Regions from separate parts of the Homo sapiens genome. Here region 2 is linked to region 1. A link is a loop called in an ENCODE intact Hi-C map of the cell type or tissue named here. Cell type or tissue: heart right ventricle. All regions are shown on one strand.

Region 1 (8,000 bases):
AATGCTACAATGTAAAACATGTTAAGTCCAAATATTTCTTCCACATACACTCTTTCAAATGTGTATAAATACCAGAAACTGGAAAGATTAGGAATGTAAGCATCAGAATAATATCCTGTAATAAGCAAAACAAGTCTGGGAGAAAAAAGGTTAATTAATTTTCATTTTAAAAAGTGAAACAGAAAGCATGAATAGAGCTGAGCTTAAAACAGTTCCTGAAACAAAATGAGTTTTCCCTCATTTACCTCATTTAGTATGATGCTGTATGACCTGCAAATTATTTAACCTCTTTCTATCTCCTCTACTGGAAAATCATGATAATATAGGGCCAAGTCAGTAAGACTATTGACATATAGTAAATACTGAGTACATCTTATTTTTAATACAATTATTATGATTATCATGGAAGACTATAGCTTGACCTCTGAAAATAGGAAAATCACTGTTCCTTTTAATATTTTTAACTGTCATACTATGATTTTTGAGTGACTGAGTATATATGATAATGTTATTTGCTAAAAACAAGGCTAGAGTCACATAATCTACTTTATGAAGAACTGTCTTACGAAAGAAGATACTACTGAATTGAAATGAGATTGAGTCAAGACAACTTGTTTTTAGTGTTTCCTGGGGAAGCAGGGAGAAGGTGAGAGGAGTACATAGAAGTCTTTTGTAAAAATAGGATCACCAACATTGGTAACCATGAACACTTGTTTTTTTTTTCTGTGGAGCAGAAGTAAAAATAGAGGGTCTGAATCTAGGTGACTGGGACCCGCTAGTCTTTGTAATATATTGGAGATCAAGGAAGACTTAATCTCAGAAAAAGAATTAAAAGAAAACTGGCCAGACATGGTGGCTCATGCCTGTAAATCCCAGTACTTTGAGAGGCTGAGGCAGGTGGATTGCTTGAGCCCAGGAGTTCAAGACCAGCCTGAGCAATATGGTGAATCCCTATCTCTACTAAAAACACAATTACTAGCCAGGTGTGGTGGTGCACGCCTGTAGTCCCAGCTACTCGGGAGGCTGAGGCACAAGAATTGCTCTAGGCCAGGAGGCGAAGGCTGCAGTGAGCTAAGATTGTGCCACTGCACTCCAGCCTGGGCGGCAGAGTGAGACTCGGTCTTAAAAAAAAATAGTTAAAAGAAATTAGTACGACAAGAGCTCAGAAAGATCAACCTTGGATTTTCATTCATTGATTCATTCTTGTGTTGGCTATGGTCTCAGGTGCTGTTCATAAGAAGAATAAAATATGGTTCTTTCCTAAAGAAGTCTTTGGGAGGCAGTCATATAAACAGTCAGACATGCACTATAAGACAATAGCAGAATCAGGTGCAAGGAGAGGTGGACCTGTGGAAAGGTGATCAACTTGACCATGACAGGCGAAAGGCTTCACAGAACCTCAGAGTTTGTGACTGCACCTCTCAAAAAGGCTGCACATTATAGGCTTTTAAGAATTATTTTCATCTTTTAACTTTCTGCAATATTTTTCTTTTGAGTTACTCTCTATTTCCTACAAAATAATAAGAACAACATTAAAGGTCCTTTGAAGACTTCAAAGAGTTTTCCCCCTCCTCAATAGAATATGGACAAGAGGTGACAGAAGAAGCTGCTGCCAGTTTGCTGGGGGGATTCTGGAGGAGACAGAGGAGCGGAAGGCTCCTGGCAGCAAAGAAGGGGAGGTGGGAGGCCAGTTCCTGGGGTGATCGGAGGAAAGGGACAAGAGGAAGAGACTGGCTCAAGTTCTGGCTGCTCCCTCACATATCTTCTTCCCTCTCAGCCCCTGGTCTTATTTCTGACATCTCTTTTCCCATCCTTCTCAGGCACACTCATCCATTCCACTAGACGCCTTAAAAAAGATAACCTCTGGCCGTGGAGAGATTTGCTTAGAAGTTGGTTGGTAACTGCTCCCTGGGTGACCCCCTCCCAGGAATACAGCCATTTTTAAAAGGAATGTCACAAAAAACAAAAATCTTCTGGACTCAAGGAACTGTGTCTTCAGGGACAGAATGGCAAGCATGAGCATAAACCACTGGGGTCCACTGCCCACCCCCAACATTGTACAAATCATCTACAGATGTAGTTATCATATCTTCTGAGAGGCTGACTTGCCAACGAGCAGAGAGAAATCTTGCAACCAGGAAACTGATTACAGTCTGCAGTAAGCATCCTGGTATGAAAATTGAGATCCGGATGTTTTTTTGGTGGGAGAGGGAATGCTATTCTTGGGGAGCTATGGCTGTGCGAAGGTAAGTCTGGCTCTCAGAAGTACATCCCAGTAAAGGAGGCATCAATCCTCATCTCAGGTTACCACTTTCTTCACGAAGTTCAACTACCTGGGAGTCTAGTGAATTTTAAGGCACCATCCCCTCCCCCACAAAATGGCCAAGTTTCTTTGAATCCAAGTTCTTATTCTTCATGAGTTTAAATCACTATACTGCCTTTCTTTTTTATTTATTTATTTTTAGCAACTCTTCTTCAGAGTCTAGGTTCTTAAGGCATCTCTAATTTTTATTTTGGATTTTTTCCCTGTTTATTTATATGTCCATTTAAAATACGACAAATGGGAGAAAAATCTCCTAAATGTTTCAGTGATTCTGTAATAGCAACAGCACATCTTTCTTTTAGTAGTATCAGGATCATTCATGTCTGCCAAAATACAGACGGTTCTCTTAAACACTTGGACTCTGTCGTGGGACAGGTGGTAGGAAGTGGCATCAGATTTCCACGCTGGGTCTCATTTGGATAAATTGGAGTTTACTATTATAAGAAATAGAATTTGAACATTTATTTTATTCTTAAGTTTCTCTTCTTATATTCACTTCTAAATTACATATCCAGTTAGCTGTACTTCCTGATGGCTTACATTTCATATCCAAAATTCCATGCCATCAGATGGAAAATTTGAGTGTCAGTAGGACTGCCTATGCTCATTTGCTACGCTGAAGGAGCAAACGCAGAAGTGTCTGCAGAGTAGGATCTCTACATGGATATGTTTATAAATCTTTGCAGTGAAATTTGTCTATGTGGATGTGTTTATAAATCTACTACAGTGAGATTATTGAAAGTACACATCAGGAGGCTTCCTATCTATACGAAGAATAGGCACCAAATAAAGATTTCTTCTGAACTTTTTTGTGAATTGTTCCTTACCTTGGAATAGATGTCAAACTTAGCTTTTCATCAATCTTGAAATGATTCAGCTATATTTTCAGCAGCTATTTAGAGACCGTTCATAGCTCTATATTTAGAAGTGATCTAGCAAATATTTCTGACCAAAAGTGAAAAATCTAACTATATTTGTGTGAATCCTATATATCTCACAAAATACCCCCTTCCTTATTGTTAGTCTGGTTTCTGGTCTATATTTATGGAGTGGGTGCAAATGATTATTTGGCTTTGATTCTTTATGAGTTCTCTAGCAGTACTCCAGGATTTAGTGAGATATTATATTTCTCTTTTTGCAGTTTCCATTGTTACATTTCTAACAAATAAGTCTCTTGACATCTTTAGGGGCAAATCTGAAAGCTGCCACACTCTTGTCACAGGGCCAGGTTAGAAATGCCACTACAGAAATGCCATGGCCAGGTTCCATTCTGCTGCCTCTGCTGCCTGTCATGTGGAACCACAGTCCTCTTTACCTGCCCCAGCATCCAGTTACTATAGTGATTAAGCTAGAGCTGTACATCTCGTTCTGAAGTGTGCACAGCCGAAGCAAAGACTCTACCAACCTGGAATGCTAGTTGTAAAATTGTTTATTTTAACTGAAGAATTTCTCAAAATATAAATATCACGAAGACAATAATGCACACTGGAAAAACTGAGCAGGAACGATTCTGTTAACACTCTAAGTTGCAAAGTGACAGCTGGTAGCTTTTGTGAATTGCAAAATAACATTAGCCTGGCTGGAACATCTCCACTGCGGGGGTAAATACTTCCAGGCATTGGCCAGACAATGAGACTAAGTAAAACCTTCTGAGAATCTCAAAATGTGATTGCTGAAAGGTCAGGTTAGCAATTTTCCTTTTTAATATTCAAAACAAGCAGTGGAAGTGGAGGGGGTGGTACTACGTCCAGGTTGGAGGCTATTGGCAAAAAGCCCTCTTGAAATTGTAGGCTGAGAATGTAATTCAGGGGAATCCACATATACCTTGGTAAAGAAACCTTTGTTGAACACCTAAGTCCCCACTCGGCCACTAACATGCTGCGAGACACCAAACAAGTGACAATTTCTTTGTGCTTCATTTCCTTCATCTGTAAAATGAGATATGTGGACGAACAGCCTTTAAGATCTCAGCCAGCCCTGAAATTCTCTGATTCTAAAAGGGAAAATTATACAAAAATGAAGCTGAGCTTCAGTTGTGGTCTGTGGACAGCATCCCCTTATTTTATGATCGAAACACTTAAATTGACCAGTCCATTTAACGCAAGTCATAGTTACTTTGACTGGGATAGTCAAGAAACCCTTTTCAATTTCTTTCTTGTTTGCTGTAGGGCCTTGTTAGGACACCTCAGAAACACTGTCTTAAACAATTTGCAAAGAAGAGAGTTAAAAAGATCCTCCCACTTCACGCTTCATTAAATCGCACCACAGGCAATCCTCTCAAGCATCCACAGCTTCCAGGAAGCATGGGATGAGATAACTAAAGGTCAGCACATAAAATACAATTGTCCTCAAGTTCCTCTGGCACCATTTTACTCTCTAGTCTTTTTCACAGGATTTAAAATTTATATTAAACACATGGAGACTTTACTGACATAAGCATCCACTGTAAGAAAAAAGAGAGTAAAAAAAAAAAGAGAGAGATATAAAATTGTTTGGGAAAAAGACCAAGTAAGACAGGAAGTGAAAGCCAAACATGTAGAGAGGAACAGACATTCAGAGGGTGCTTACGGATCAAACGCTGCAAGCAGGAAGTTAAGGAGGAGGCTGATGGACTGCTCCACATGGATTTGGTGAGTGGTTGGCATCCGTTTGTTGAGCTGGTAAAAAATAGTGGAGAGCACAGCCTCTAAGCGGGACACGTTGAGTTCAGTGTTTGGGTCCAGGTTGTTCAGAGCATTTTCCCGCAATGCTTCTATGACATTCCATATGTCCACCAGGTGCACTACAATTAAAGCAGAGTTAACACATCAGCCCAAAGTAATGGAAGGCAAATACATCAGTTTACATGACCCTCTGTCCTGTTTTTTTCTAGGTATCTCACATGTGTGCAGCTGTTGCAGGGGGTCAACATAAGTAAATGAACATAGGCTGTGCATTATCTCTAAGACTTGATGTGCATTACATAATAGCAAGCAAATGATTTACTGACCACCACAATAGATAGTTATTTCCAATCTTCACAATCACTCTTGAAATACAGCTATTATCCCTGTGTTACACATAAGATAACTGAGGATCTGGAAACTGAACTGACAAATGCAAAAGTAGAAGAGGAGTCAATGGCAAGACTAGCATTCAGATCCAAGTCTATCGGTTTAAAAGTTATTTCCCCATTGCACACCCTGCCCCCTCAAAAAGAAAAGGCCAACATTTAAATTCTAGTGTTTGAAAGGATGTCCAAATTATATTTGAGTATTTAAAATGTTTTCATTTATTTATGTGTTTTTTAGTAGTATGCTGTTGGAAACAAGAAAAAAAAAGAAAGTTAAGGTAGGCAGGAAGACAAGGTAAAAAGGAAAAGTTATGTATACACTGCAGCAGCAGCAGAACTAAGTCACACATCACTGAACTAGGCTGGTCAAGAACAAGAAGTTTCTTGGCTACATTATTACCAGCTGATTTAAGTCATGGTTACTTTCACTAGGGTAGTCAAGAAAGCTGTTTCTGTTTTCTTCCCTATTTGCCCTGAGGTCTTGTTATGAGATCCCAGAAACCATGATCACGACCAAGATAAAGAACACGTCCTCACCCTCAAAAGTTTTCTCATGCTCCTCTGCAATCCATCCTCATTCCCTGTTCCAGGCAACTATTGATTTGCTTTCTGTTGCAAACTTCAGTTCTTAATAACTGTAAGTATATGGTAAACACTCTTTTTTGGGTCTGGATTCTTTTACTTAGTGTTAACTGTTTTGAAATTCATACATGTATTGCTGAAAGTATCAATAGTTTTCTCTTTTTTATTGCTGAGTAGTATTCCATTATATGGATATATCACAATTTGGTTATCAACTCACTTGTTGATGAACATTTGGGTTGTTTTTCAGTTTTTGTTTATGAATAAAATTGCTATGAACAATCACGTACAAGTCTTTGTATAGATATGTGGCTTCCATTTCTCTTAGACAATGAGGGATTCAAAATATTAAAATCATTAAAAATATTAAGTAAATACTTAGAAATGAAAAGGCTGGGTTTCACAGTAAGTGTATGTTTAATTTTTAAAGAAAGTTCCAAAGTATTTTCCAAAAGTAGTTGAACCATCTTACATTCCCATCAGCAGTGTACGAGAGTTCCAGTTCCTCCACATCTTCACCATTTAAGGTTGACTTTTCATTATGCTTTTGCATTTGCAAATAAATATTTTGTTTATTCTCAATGAAATATAACAGTTTCCGTTTTTGAGAAATATGCACTGTATATATATTTTTTCACTAACAGCTCCCTATTTTTTTGTCTTCTACCTCATTGCTCTCTCCTGGCTATATACCTAATAAGCAAAACTAACATCAGCTTCTACTATGAATTGAGCTATGTGACTTTTTTCTTGACTTCTCTCTTACTTTTGCTTTTCAGAACAGATCTATGGTTTCTGACTTTTGGTATAGGAGAACTTGTCACCAATTTCTTCCATTATAATAACAAATGAGCCAACTAGCCAACAGTCTTTTGAAGTCAGACCCTTTTCCCAGGCTAGGTTTAACTGCAGGATCTGTAACCACAGAACCCTAAGAGAGAGAGAGCAATCTGTTCAGACATTCTTATTTTCAAATTAGGCATAAAGAAAAACAAAAACCTAAAGTATGGTTCTCATAACTAACTTTGTGTGCACATTGAGATCCAAGAGATGAGTAGATTATGCAAATCCTTAAACTAAAAAAAAAAAAACAACAGGTTACATAGAACCGTTACTGTGTCCTTTACTTGGATTTTTGCTGTTAATTTTAACAATTACTCAAAATAATGTTTTATGTTATGAAGGGAAGATACCTGTGCTCAAGGAGCACTGGACTTGGAGTCCAAAGACCTAGGTTGCAAATCTGGCTCTTCTACGACAAGTGCATGACCTCTAAGACTTAGAGTCTCACTTCCTTCATCTATGAAATGGGGCTGGCATTCCTAAAATGGAAAAATGCATAGAGTAAAAAGTGGTAGTTCCTGGTACCTAGCAGACAATGCATTATAGATGAACAAGTAAATAATGTGAGTCATGTCAAAAGAAAAATATATTGCAATATATCTCTGATTTGGAGCAGATGAGTACAAATCACATACCAACTAAAATAAATATTTATTAGTTTTGGAAAAATTCAGATTTAAGTGATTTCAAATTTGCAAGCTTTTCTGTATATCAAGAATTAATCAACAAGGAAATTATTTGTATTTCTTGGTGTTATTTATCCAACTCTTCTATCTAGCAAGCAAAACACTCCCAGGGAAATGGCATTTATAAACTAAATTTATTTATTTATTTAAATTCTAGTTGGGAAGAGCTGGGATTCCTCTAATTACTCCCTATAGATTTGATCTGTGAATCTTCTGGATCTAGTCATCAGGATGTGTCTGGGTGCAGGATGCAAAGAAAGCAGTGCTGATGACATCCAGCCTGTCGTCCTGCTTGGTCCCTGTGACCTATCCTCACCTAGTTCCTGGTTGTGGATGATGTGGAACAGACATCTGGGGAGAGGAGCATGGACTGGGAACTTGAGCATGGGAGGGAGATGGGTATATGTCAAGAAAGCTAAATGGCTGTTGGCAAAGGGAGGGAATCTGGATGCTTAAATTTCTCTTGACGAGCCATTGTAAGGAATAGGAAACCCTTTTAGAATTCCCAGTGGTG
Region 2 (8,000 bases), 670 kb after region 1:
TTCTGTGAATACATCACTGTTTTCTGGTTTTCTTTTATCAATTGTATTATATCACAGGGTAAGCGAGTTCAGACACATTTCTTAAATTAGGGACTAATCAAAGGGTTAAGTTTCAAAGCTCTTTCTTGCTACATGTAAAATAAGACTAACTGGTAGAAATCCAGGAACTAAGAGGGAAAGTCAGTGTTATCAATAGAGAAAACAGTCTGCATATATCTATGTATAAACACATACACACATACAACTCATAGTGTGATATTGTAAACTTATATGTATTACTCATATATATAACTGCCAATAATTACATTCAAGTCAGGAGTGGAGAACATATGCTATAGCTAAAAGGAAATAGGCTGGAAGCCAGACTAACGCAGTTTCAAATTTCAAATCTAACACTCATTTCGTATCTGTGCCACTTTTGGCAAATTATTTACTCTTTTTCTTTATATGGTGGATAATGATATACATTGTGTGCTAAAATGAATGAGTTACTATGTGCAAAGTGCTCGGCATATAGTAAACTTGTGATTGGTGTTACTTCTCTCCTTCTTTGTCCAATCACTACTCATGTTTCACGTAGAAGGACAGGCAGCAAAATTAGCATAGCTCTATCATTTACCCTAGTTACAATTATGGATCTAATTTCCTAGGCCCGCTCTAATGCCTCTGTGTTGGTAGACAGGAATAGTAATAACTTCTCATGCAGGCATTTTTTTTTTTTTGGTGCATCCTGTAGATGTCACTATCCCTGGAAGTCCACGGTTTGGGTTTATAAGAAAGCATGAGGAAAGGCCAGAGTTCTTGTGTTTAGGAGCTCTCCTGCCAAATGAAACTCGTGAGAGTTTCAGTTATTTCATTTGCTTTTCCCAAAGATTAAATCTGTTAAACTAATTTCAAATTAATTTTCTGGAAAAAAATAAAATTGTCTCTTTTTTTAAAAAAATGCTTTTAATATGAATGGAATATTCCTTTCCAGAGATATGCTGTAGAATAGTAACATATTCATGTAGAATCTCTACAGCCTTACTCCGAACATTAATAAAGAAAATATTTATACTATCATATCTAGGACACTTAACCTTAAAACCCTAGTTAGCATTATTTTTTGCCTAGTTCTTTTTATAAATATCTATTGGTTCACTGTCTCTATTGCTAAATAGAATATTCTAACTTGCACCAGTTTCTGCTAGTTTGTCATGTAAAAATTCCCAGAATTTTTGTCAACTTATAATGGGACTAATTAACCAAATTTGCAGCCATATGGTGTGGAAAAGTAGCACTAAAGTCAAACTCAAGAATTCTGAACAATTCATGTAGCCTCTTTGTGCATAGGCCACAATTCACTCACATATATGATATAATTCTGTAGTCTAAGACAGAGTTTGTAGAGTTTGCAGATCTTAACAGTATTGAAATAGGGGTTTATCTACATACCTTTTTGATTCATGCCAGGAAGTCTTTGGTCTCAAGCACATTTTCCTTCTGTGTCATAGTGCCTCAAGTTTTACAATTAGAACTCAATCTATTTGGGTTAAACCATTGACCCCTGTATTTTTATATAAAATTCAAATATCATTAGGCAAGAGAAGGTGGAGAATCAATTAAGCTGCCAGCAGTCATTGATACCTTATATGATCATTTAACATACTTGTTTCTGTCTCTCATCTCTAGCTAAATTTAACTTAAGTCAGGAGTGAGATAGAAAGAAAATGTGAGTTATTGGCATAGAGCAATCTATTGACCTCCCAGTTAGCATAGGACCTGTCTGATTTTTTTTTTTTTTTGAGACAGTTTTGCTCTTATTGCCCACACTGGAGTGAAATGGCATGATCTCAGCTCACTGCAACCTCCACCTCCCGAGTTCAAGTGATTCTCCTGCCTCAGCCTCCCAAATTGCTGGAATTACAGGCATTCACCACTATGGCTGGTTAATTTTTTTGTATTTTAAGTAGAGATGGGGTTTCACCATGTTGGTCAGGCTGGTCTCAAACTCCTGACGTCAGGTGATCCGCCTGCCTTGGCCTCCCAAAGTGCTGGGATTACAAGCATGAGCCATCGCATCAAGCCTTGATTCTTATATGAGTCCTAATGTGGCATCACACCTAATAGCGTTTGGTATGTGTTTGACAGTTAGAAGTTAAGAAGCATGTCATCAAGATGAGGAAGAAGTCTCAGCAAACTCCACAGAAAAATCTTTATTTTCAAAAAAAGGGGAACTATGTCTATTCAAAATATTTAAAAATGTTGGAGTATATTTTGAAATAAATGAATATCATTAAATGAAAAACTGAGAATTACATACATTTCTTAGAAAAAAATACTCTCTAGGCACAATTCACTCATAGAATATAAAAATACTGTGTGTTTGAGTCTCTTTCACTTCTTTTTACTATTATGAATTTTTCCCTTTCTTGCCACGGATCTTAGTGCAAGTATAGATTGTCTTTGAAGCAGAGGGGCTAAGAAAATCTCTATCAGGCTTAGAACTTAATTTCATTTCTGTAGCCAAATGCTTTAATGTAGAAAGAAAATTAAGGCAAAATAACACAACAGACAAATATAGGTTCCTGCCTTTTTAATACAGATGCATTGTTTTTTCCCCATTTTATTATTACAAACTAGAGTACCTTAAATAAGCTGCTGTTCTGGATGTCTAACAGAGATAGAAAAACTTTAAATGAACTATTCCAAGTTCAAATTTTTGGTAAACTTTGTCCAGTATTGAACTCATTAATAATTTACACTGTTACACAATAAATTTGTGATCTAGAATTGTATTTTATAGCTAGTTTACCTTAGAGAGTTTATCAGTATAAAATAGCACTCAAATGTAGATATTTTACAGATAATTTTGTTAGGTTATTTTGCTTTATGTCTCTCTATATAAATATAAAATATCTAGATATATCTATAGCTATCTATAGATAAATAGATCTATGTCTTTCTATATCTATATAGACATATATGTATCCATCTATCTCTCTATATATACATATATATCTATTAGATATATAGATACATATCTATATATACATATGTAGGTATATCTCTCTGTATCTATATAGATATAAATATAGAAAGATGTAGATCTATCTCTCTATATATATTCTCATATATATATAGAGAACCATATATATATATATATATATATATATATGGTTATCACATATATAATGATATCTCATTTGAGGTAGAATATAAACACATTACTTTTCACATTGGTTTATTTATCAGTTACACACATACACACACACCCCATATCCACACAAACATATATAGGTTTTACACAAGTGATTTCTAAATATTAGCTACAGCTACTGAATATTATTCAGATTATTGTCAGATGTGTACAACATCTCAGAAGGAAACAGTTAAAAATAATTCAGCATGATAATTAAATTTATTAACTAGCAATCCTAAAACAAAAGAATAGCTTACTGCCATTCATTAAAATTGAATTATATATCTCATATAGGTGTAGTTGCTCACCGCAGTGGCCAGAGTAATACTGCAAATCTGTTAAGATTCAGAAGCTGTCTTCTTGGTAGTGGAGACAAAAAAAAAAAAAAGACGTAAGAGCTTATCCAAAGAAGTTTATCATCAGCTAGTGTCACACACCACATCATCAATAATTTTTATATTAAATTATAATATCCCAGTGAATATTCTTTGAAATATAATTTACCTTTTGGAGAAACTTCATTAGTTGTTTATGACAGCCTAGTAAATTACTACTTTAGTGCTCCCTAGTGGTGAAAAGGAGCCAATGCGGCTTTAAAAAGTAGCTGGTTAATGCCTCCTAGTGGGTGATTCTCACTCAGATCGAGAGGTTTGTTTTCCTTGCTACTCTGATAGTGTAAAAAAAAATAAAATGACCAAATTTCTTAAAGTGCCTGCATGTATGCACCTGTATAAATAACTATATAGGTAATGAATTTGCAATGAGTATAATAGCAAGGAGATGTAAGACATGGGAGACTGGCATGAGATTGTGGAGACAGAATGGTCCAGCTTTGATGCCAACTAGACTTGAGTTTAAATCTTGATAGTGTAAGTTCTACATGTGTGATGTTGGCATGTTATTATTTTGTAGGGTTGTTTTTAGGGCCATAAATAATATAGGTAAAGTTTTAACATAATAATTGCTTCAAACACTATAGATATTATAATAATGTGACTAGAAAGATGGTTTTTTTCTTTTAATATGGAGTTGTTTTTGGGGTAACAGATGTTCTAAATTGCTTTTTTCCCCCTCTTAATCAGGTAATGAAAAGCTTACTTCTTTTTTTGTGTCTACTATTCTCCTTAGTGACCTATGGATAACACCCACCCATGTCTTCATTTATGATTTTCTCATAAATTTGAGAATATTATTAACTAGCTTTATGAGCAGCAGACTTAGTTGTCTTATGATAAGTAAAGAACCAGCTTTTACCTATTTTTATCCATCTATCTCTTCTGCTCCCCATTTCCCCCTCCACCCTCATTTTCCTGGGAATGTCCTCTCAGAGTGAACACTTTCCTCAGCTGAATTTAGTTCTTTGGTTACGGGTGAATTCTGAAAGAAACTGAGTCAGTAACCTAGTTGCTCTTCTGAGAATTTGGAATTTGGAACAGGAAATTTCTATCTTTCTGTGCTTTTTCTTATCAATAGATAATACATAGACGTGATATATTTGGTCAGATATATTCATTAGTGTCTAATTATTTACATAGTCTAAAGTGTTATCTCTCAATTGGGCTATATAGGCCTTAGGGGCAGACAGGTGGCATTGTCCCAAGTACTCCAGGCCTTTTGATATCCCATAATATGTTAACTTTCAGCACCACCAAACCCCAGATACTGTAATAACCAAAATGCCTTCTTGTTCTCTATTTGCAAAAGTCACCTAGTGAGAACAGTAAACACTCCCAGTTGAGAGACATTTTATAAAGGAAACCACATAGCCAGTTCTCTCCTTGGTACCTTTGAAAAATGTGTTTCTTATTTGCCAGTTGTTTAGCAATTCAATAATTCAGACAACTGATTCTGCAACCATAGTGCACTGTCGTCATCTCACAGACTCTGCACTTTGCCTCTTGCATAAATACATGAACGATATGCAAATTACTGGAGTCCCTAACAGAATGAAGTGAAATCTTCGCCGTCTTTCTCTGTCTCCCTAAGATGGCTAATTATTGCCTGCTTTGAGTGGCTACAGCAACTGTATTCTTGGATATGTGTTCAAAAAGAAATGCTTGCTCCCCACAGACCAGCAGTGTGTAAGAAAGGTAAACTTTAACAAGGGGAGTTGCAACAGAAGTCTAGGAGGTTTTGAACATGCCAATGAACTCTAGACCAGAAAAGTGGCATTCTTTGTGGTTCTCCCCTAGGGCCCAAGGGAAATATAAATGTATCATATTACACATACTCTTCAGGAAAAATCAAGACAGGAAGAGGTTTTCCACACTCCCATGTAAGTACTTGTGTCTTTTAATGTAATTCTTCATGTCACAAGTAATTCTATAAACAATGACTTTGCTGAGTTATCTTATTTAATGCAATATTTAGGAATTCTCTTTATTTTATGAATAGTGAACATGTATGAAAAAGATCTTTTTCATTGCCCATCTACTTATTTTTTCATCTAATATAAGAATTCTCTGTTATGACAATCTTTTCCTTAGCAGCCAAATATTCAATCATAAGAAATAACAGCTGAATGTGGTGGCACATGCCTGTGATCTCAGTGCTTTGAAAATTAATTATAATTTAACATAAACCACTTTCTATTTTCTGCTTGATTAACTTCAGTCTACTAATGTATACTGATATAGTACCAAATTCATCTGATGGTGCCCTAGAATGCTGCTACCTGTATATGTTTTCCTCCTCTAGTTTCTTTATATCATATGGTGAAATGCTTTGCCTTCTTTTAAGCTGTTTTTGCCTCTGGTCTAGCACTTGTACCATTTCCCTATCTTTGGAGAATACTGACTTCCTACCTCTGTAGCACATTCACTTTTCATTTCTTTTACTCTGTGTTGAATGCATTTGCCTCAAATCTCCAAATTGTTTTTATCCGTCTGAAAAACTGACTTGAACTATCTAAAAATACTCCTGCCTGCTTTATACCTTCTTCAGATTTGCCTACTTTTATTGTAAATTTGACCACATACTCATCAAATTCTCAGCACCACAAAATAACTTTGGATGGACAGAGTGCATTCCTCTGCTTTAGAACAGTGTTTTTTTATTAGATGTCATAATCCATTTATGACTCATCAAGTTAATTTAGTGGGCTGTGATCACTTTTAAAAATGAAATAGAGAAGAGAATAGAAATGATCAGTTTGATTTTATGAGTGTGTATATGTGCTAGCTTATGATGTAAAATGTATGTATACCTGTGCTGTCGATATAGAATGTTGGAAAGCCTTGCTTTAAATAGGCACTATGATTTCAAGCTGCCTGCAGACTCTCCAATAATTGCTTCCACCTACCCTATCACTTCTGCTTTTGGTATATCCTTAGATTTTCCTGACATAACAATTTTTTCCAAAGTTAAAATTACCTTCAGACTCAAGCCAATATTTTCATTCATATTAGATAAATATAGTCTTTAAGGCTGCTAGATTTAACACACACAGGATAACCAGTTATATTTGAATTTCAGATAAACAATAGTTTGTAATACGTTTGGCTCCAATATTGTATGTTTATCTAGAATTCAAACTGAACTAGGTGTCTTATATTTTATCTAGCAAACTTAATCCTATTTAAAAATCAGGCCGGGCGCGGTGGCTTAAGCCTGTAATCCCAGCACTTTGGGAGGCCGAGGCGGGTGGATCACGAGGTCAGGAGATCCAGACCATCCTGGCTAACACTGTGAAACCCCGTCTCTACTAAAAGTACAAAAAAATTAGCCAGGCGTGGTGGCGGGCGCCTGTAGTCCTAGCTACTGGGGAGGCTGAGGCAGGAGAATGGCGTGAACCCAGGAAGTGGAGCTGGCAGTGAGCCGAGATCGCGCCACTGCACTCCAGCGTGGGCGACAGAGCGAGACTCCTTTTCAAAAAAATAAAAATAAAAAAAATAACCCAGATACTCCTGACTGGGCTAGATCACCCATCTCAACTAGGTAAAAAAGGGAAGGGTAGATGAACGGGTGGGAAGACTGAGGGAGAACATGATCAGAGAAGAAGGGAGAAAAAGAAAATGTGGGCAGTGCTTTTCTACAAATGGTGCATTGGAGTAATGCTAATATTGCCTGAGTCATGGCAAAACAAGCAGTACTGCAGGATTGATAGGAACTCAAAGAAAACATAAGAATCCTCCACCAGGGAGTATGGGGATTTGGGGGTGATTGTGCAAATCTGGCAGTTTCCTGGTTTTGCTATTGGAAACATCATTTAGGCACAGGAATTCTTCTGGTCTTTAACAGGCATTCAAAGGTCAGATAGATACTCTATCTATAGATAGATAAGTAGTTAGGATTCCGAAGCAAAAATTTTTGAGAGATACAGTGATTACAAATTTGTTTAGGCAGGCCAGTATGTCTGTCTTTTGTCTAACTGATTGTTGCTAGACAAGAACTTTTTATCTGAGAGTTTTCTTTTTGAGTCCTGATTAAAGCCTTTTTCAGAGTTGCTTTGAAACTAATCAAATAACTACCAATAGATAATTCCAATAATTTGATATATCCAGGCACATTAATGCTGTAGAACCATATTGAGTAGTATTCAGGGGTAATTATGGTGCCTATGCATTCAATAGATATTTGCTGAATAAATAAATATGTAGTTGAAAATGTCTTTATCTTTGCAAGACTGTTTCCTTACACATCTCTGCAAATTAATTATTTCCTCTGCAGTAGTACAATGATGTACACTGCTAATCCTTTTTCATGGACAAATGGGTTAAAATATATTTTAATAGAAAAGAAAATTATTGTCTGAGCATTTCAATTTTATAACACATCTAGAAAACTATCAAAGTCATAGCTAATGTAAGTTATCACATTA

The links. Hi-C counts contacts between places; a loop is a spot of excess contacts. Peaks named below come from ENCODE experiments on the same cell type or tissue, not always from the same donor. Only the 100,000 strongest peaks of a DNase experiment are listed, where the experiment ranks them.
Region 2: a loop joins it to region 1, with 5 times the contacts of the local background. A loop is called at or near these places in 49 of 110 quality-filtered maps.

The regions. Positions count from the first base shown.
Region 1 is chr18:34,791,142-34,799,141 of GRCh38, reverse strand. DTNA (dystrobrevin alpha) reads right to left here. Exons shown (of 23, transcript NM_001386795.1): 4 at 4,892-5,105. Among named protein-coding and RNA genes, the nearest start is that of DTNA-AS1, 27 kb to the right of the region's middle. In heart right ventricle, no CTCF peak of the experiment used is centred here; a DNase peak (open chromatin) is centred at 3,580; H3K27ac peaks cover 1,686 bases.
Region 2 is chr18:34,118,690-34,126,689 of GRCh38, reverse strand. The region is part of intron 2 of NOL4 (nucleolar protein 4); the gene reads left to right. Among named protein-coding and RNA genes, the nearest start is that of NOL4, 100 kb to the left of the region's middle. In heart right ventricle, CTCF peaks have their summits at 3,559 and 3,762 (motif pointing left); no DNase peak of the experiment used is centred here.